Linked DNA regions of Homo sapiens: region 2 is linked to region 1. The links are chromatin loops, found by intact Hi-C in ENCODE. Cell type or tissue: left ventricle myocardium inferior. All regions are shown on one strand. Each heading gives the region's core, and the rest is flanking DNA. Links, peaks and the distances in the headings are about the cores only.

What was found. Hi-C counts contacts between places; a loop is a spot of excess contacts. Peaks named below come from ENCODE experiments on the same cell type or tissue, not always from the same donor. Only the 100,000 strongest peaks of a DNase experiment are listed, where the experiment ranks them.
Region 2: it touches region 1 in a loop (2.3-fold over the local background); 43 of 110 quality-filtered maps call a loop at or near these places.

The regions. Positions count from the first base shown.
Region 1 is chr12:58,353,681-58,356,499 of GRCh38, forward strand. No RefSeq gene overlaps it. Among named protein-coding and RNA genes, the nearest start is that of LINC02403, 270 kb to the left of the region's middle. In left ventricle myocardium inferior, for the core only: no CTCF peak of the experiment used is centred there; no DNase peak of the experiment used is centred there; H3K27me3 peaks cover 289 bases.
Region 2 is chr12:58,442,400-58,445,218 of GRCh38, forward strand. It overlaps LOC105369788 (a long non-coding RNA gene), which reads left to right and starts at 2,158. Exons shown (of 4, transcript XR_945006.2): 1 at 2,158-2,230. In left ventricle myocardium inferior, for the core only: a CTCF peak has its summit at 1,376 (motif pointing left); no DNase peak of the experiment used is centred there; H3K27ac peaks cover 529 bases.

The sequences.
Region 1 (2,819 bases), core at 203-2,702:
CAAAGACAGAGATGGCACCAATGAAAATCGCTTTTTGGAATTAAGCTAAAATTAGCTAAACATTTTGTAATTACAAAGTAATTTGAAAATCAAGCAGTTAGACTAAAACATTGATCAGGAAAAAGACGATGAGAAAGGAAAGGATGGAAAAATTCATTGAAAACAGCCTCCCCTGCAGACCAGAGGGAGTTTTTGAGAAAAAGTAGATTACTGCCTAGAGAAATACCGAAGCCCATTACTTTGGGCAAAGGTTTTGAGAACAGAAAATGTGTCCTTGCAAAGGTGAGAGGACTGAGTTCTACCCAGTAAAGGCTACGTCTCTGCCTGTGTGTGAACAATTTCCATACACATATCCACAAGGAGATGTAAAGAGACCTATTATAGTTTATGTTCCAATTATAGTGTTCAAATATTGAAACAAACAGGCAACATGATTGGATAAACAAAAGGTGTAAGAAAAAGAAAGCAGTCACAAAAGGAATGGGAGCTTGATTTTGTGTAATATCATGTATTCTTCCTGTAATTCACTTCAGAGAGGCAGTGACTTAATTTCCACAAAACAGCGGCCTGAATAGATTCAAGGCAGATGCTTCAGAAAGCTTTTATTTAGTGTTTTCTAAAAAAAAAGTTACATTTTTCTATGTCTCTGAGGTTGACAGTCCAGGGGGTGATTGAGCAGACTGAAGGTGCCTCACTTGAGGTGGACAGTGGGCCCCTGCCAGAGAGGCCAGGTGGGACACTTGTGTCAGTGGCGAGAGGGACTGTGACTGTGGTTTGGCTGAGCTGAGAGGTAGGAGGCCAAATCTTCATTGTCCACTCTTGGGCAGGTCATCTAACTTTTCTGTTTCTCAATTTTCTTGTGTACAAAAAGCACTAAAAACACTAACCTACCTGAATATTGTTATGAAAATAAAATGGAATAACAGATGGGAAAGTGCCTTGAAAAATTATAACAGATTGTTTTTATACATTGAAAATGGTCCGTTAATGTGAAAAGTTTTAAATATCAGCCACTTTATTGGGAGGATGGGCCTTCGCTGTGGCCGTGTGCACTCCTCTGTGGGAGATACAAACGTTTCCTCAGCACTGGCATTTGCCCCCAGAAAGCTTGCAGACTAGTTGAGGGAAACAAGTGCCTATATTTGCATAGCATTTTATATACCTGAAAATTGAACTGACAATACATATTCAAGGAGAGCATATCACAAGCTCTGAAGTTAGATGGCCTTGTTTGAATCCTAGTTTACAGATGAGAAAATTGAGGCTTATGGGTTGTTAAATAGTTCACTTCATGATAACGGTTAGGCTTTGTGTCCCCACCTAAACCTCATCTTGAATTATAATCCCCACGTGTCAAGGGAGAGACCAGGTGGAGGTAATTGGATCATGGGTGTGGTTTCCCCATGCTGTTCTCGTGATAGTGAGTGACTTCTCACGAAATCTGTTGGTTTTATAACTGTTTGGTAATTCCTCCTGCGTTCATTCTCCTTCCTGCAGCCTAGTGAAGAAGGTGCCTTGCTTCCCCTTTGCCTTCCACCGTGACTGTAAGTTTCCTGAGGCCTCCCTAGCCATGCGGAACTGTGAGTCAATTAAACCTCTTTCCTTTATAAATTACCTAGTCTTGGGTAGTTCTTTTAAGCAGTATGAAAACAGACTAGTCCACCTCAGTTTACTGTCTGTAGACTAGGATATGAAGAGTACCACAGGGGGTTGTTGTACAGATTAACTGGAACATCATACACAAAACTAGTGGTTGACCCATACCCTCAATGTGGTAACTATTATCGCTATATGTATGGATGCATATCTCCTAAATTTATTTGACCCCAGAAGATTTTTTGTTCTTTTTGTTTGTTTGTTTTGGTGAGGGGAAATCATAGAAGATGATTTTTCCCTGAAGCAGCCTTTGGGAATGAGTATATGGCTATAGGCAAGAGGTTCACTAGAAGATGGAGTTGGCACTTGGGACTGGGGTTATTAGGAATGTCTTCATAGGGGTGAGGGGTAAGGGGACTTGAACAGGTACCTAGCAAAGTGCAGGATTTGGCCAGACACTGTAATGGCAGAAGCCAGGGTCGGGGATATGAGGAGGAGAACATGCCAATGTGGGAAATAAAGCTGGAAAGACAGGATCTGATTTCCTCGACAGGGCACTTGAATTTTATTTTTTATTTAGTTTTTTTTTTTGAGACAGGGTCCCACACTGTGGCCCAGGCTGGAGTTCAGTGGTGCAGGCTGGAGTTCAGTGGCGCAATCCCAGGCTCAAGCAATCCTCCCACCTCAGCCTCTTGAGTAGCCAGGACTACCGGCACACATGGCTATGCCTGGCTAGTTTTTTAAATTTTTCACAGAAATGCTTTGTTGCCCAGGCTGGTCTTGAGCTCCTGGCCTCAAGCAGTCCTCCTCTCTCAGCCTCCCAAAGTGTTGGGATTATAGGCATGAGCCACCATGCCTGGCCTGGCACTTGGATTCTATCTCATGTGTAGAGGGAAGCCATTAGTGGAATTTTTCGAAAGAATACTCTGGTATTTTTATCCATAGTGAATTGACATTAAAATATGCTAAAAGTGTGTAGAGGGTGGAACACTGGCTGGGAATTTATCAAATGTGATTCAAGGCTCAGGGTGGATTGATGAGATGGTGATATAAACCAGGAGAGAGAAAGGGACAGGGGAGGAAGAAGCAAAATGAATTGGTGGCTGAATACGGGATTTGAGGGGAGGGGCAACGACTCAGGTTTTGCATTGTGGTGACTTGAGGATCACGTCCCTTAACATTGCTTTATTCTTTCAGTGATTTATTTACAAAATACTTTGAGT
Region 2 (2,819 bases), core at 227-2,726, 89 kb after region 1:
GAGAAATCTTTGGTTTGAGCCTGGTAGATTAAAAGATGGCATTATTAGTCAGTCCACTGTAGAAAGAAGATGAAATTTGAGTATTTATTTCTGTAATGGTGATGGTTTATCTGTTCCTTTTGGAAGTAGGCCTGTTGACACAGGTGAGACATGCCTTGTTTGTCCTCAGTTCAAAGTAAATTGGTCAATGAGGGGATCAAGTTTGCCACATTGGCTGCATTATCATCATATTCCAACTAAGGACAAGGGCCAGCCAGGATAACTTATTTGAAGTGTACGTAGGCTTTGTTATACCTCTACAGGGAATAACCTTAAATTTCCTATAAAATAAAAAATTCAGCTCCTCAATGAAATGATGTGGCTCTAACTAGGGATAAAAAGAGGTGCAACTATTCAAATGTGATAACAAACACAGGTGATGACGTGAATGCTAGTGATTTGCTTTTGATAATCCTGTGAGGCAGGCAATGTGGGATGAAGCCATTTCTGAGATGAGTTTAAAGAGTGAAGGCCATAGGGCTAGAAAAAGGCAAAGCAAGAGCTTGTCCCAGATCTTTTGAGGGCAGTCCTTTATAATTTCTATGACATTATACTCTCTCCCTCTTTCACACCTTATAATATATTTAACTTACGTATATCATTTTATTTTTAGTTACTTTTTTTTCTTGAATGGGACCAATGCAGCAATTTTTACTTTGTGTCTCATTTTATTCCTAACTTACACAGAATCTACTGGCAGCCAATCACATTTAAAATAAATACAAGGAGTGCCAGTTGCATCTTCAAAGTAGCAGATACCAACATGGAATGAAATATGCAAGAGATTTTATTGAGTGAAACACCTGTGAAGAATAAGAACTGGAAGGAGGAGGAGTAGGTAGAGAGCAGGAGTGGACAGGTCTGAAAGAAGTGAAAGGAGAGATGGAGGGAAAGACTGAGTAGGAAGAGCCTCAGATCATGCACAGTTCTGAGAAATGTTCTGCCAGGTCAAGGGGTAGTCCCTGAGCTCTTTCAAGCTAGGGTTGGCAAACTATTTGGCCCATGGGACAAATCTGGCCTGCTACCTGATTTTGTAATTAAAGTTTTATTGAGATGCAGTCATATCTATTCATATACATATTGCCTATGACTGATTTCATGCTTAACTGGCAGAGTTAAAGTGTTGCAACAGAGAACATGTGGATGGAAAAATATAAATATTAATTATCTGGATCTTTATAGAAAAGTTTCCACCCTTTGCTTTAGAGTAATCTCATGTTAGACAGAAATGGCCCACTGTAGTACCCCCAGCATATTCAGTTATGGGCTGAGAATAGCCCTAGGAGAATGTGGTTATGGGGCAAATGATGCCTCCTGGTGGACTGAAAAATGTGGCAGTTGGAGCCTCTTAATAAGCTATGTTCCTCACAGCAGGTTCTCCTAAAGGGAGATTTGAGTGAGACACACAGATAGTGTGTGGCTCTTTATTGAAAAAGTTTGCTAACCCTGCTCTAGATAGGAGTTAGTATTTATTCCACAAGGGACATGGTCATTTGTTATAAGTGAGCAAATTAATTGTCTGTTTTATAAAGCAATTTCCTATAATACTGCCTAGCAAGAATTATTTTCCTCGGACTCGACTTTGTCAGTTCTGCCTTAGATAAAGGTATGTTGTTGAGGGAGGCACAGGGTGGTGCTGGAAAGAACACTGAATGGCTGGAAGACCTGGGACCTTGTCCAGTACAGGCTGCTAAATATCTCCGTGGTCGCCATGTGTTACATCACCTCTCTGGACTTCAAGAGCCCTGTTTGTCAAACACGGGGTTTAGACTAGAGGACTGTTAATTCCTTTTAACCGCAACAAGAGTATCATACAGGACAGTACTAATCAACGGGTGGGCCTGAGCCAGCAGCTGGGGATTTGGTGGACTAAGTAGGAGAAAAATGACCCAGCGTAGATCAGAGATCTTCTCTAGCTGGTGTGCAAAAAACTGCGACAAGGAGAGACTTGTTCCAGTAACCCAAACTGTTCCCTTTTAATTACAGCATAAACATGAGTCTATTTATGTGGATGTTCAATGATACAATGACATGGCCTATCAAGTGGAAGCAACCAATAAAGCAGACAATGATGGTGCAGGCCAAGGAGCCTGTATGGTGCTCACAGGAGGGCCATTGTGCTGGGACATATAGAAGCAGCTTTTCTTCCTGCTTACAAGATCTACTCTGTCTTGTTGGAGGGGAAAATGAGGTGAACATTAGCTTATTACCTCTGTGTGTTATGTGTGTGTGTGTGTGTGTGTGTGTGTGTGTGTGTGTTTGTGTGTGTCTGTGTGGGTGAGTGGGAAGGGAGGAGTTAAACACCTAGACAGCTCCGGAAACATCCCTGTCTCTATGAAACCTGGACACTGAAGGTTTTATATGTGAGTAACATAGATTTTGTTTGTTTGAACTTCTAGTATAGCTCTGCGGTAACAAGATTAGTGTCAAAATCCTAGATATCCCCAGGAGGGAGGGGAAGGGTTCCTGGGAAAGGACAAGAGTCCTTCCAGTAATATTCCATGTACTTGCTGAACCTAGAAAACAAAACTACAGGATGCATATTTATGTAAGAATTTCAGATAAATAAAGAATAATTTTTTTAGTATAAGTATGTCCCATGCAATATTTGTGTTTTATTTGGTAACCCTATTGAATGAGAGCAATTTCCTCAAAAAGTTAATGAATAGAGTAGATTTTGGTGGAACATAAGAGTTACAAGAATCAGTGGACTCTAGAACAGGGGCACCAGGTCATTAAAATAATTGTTTTTAATTTTTGTGGTTATTGTATGGTCCTTT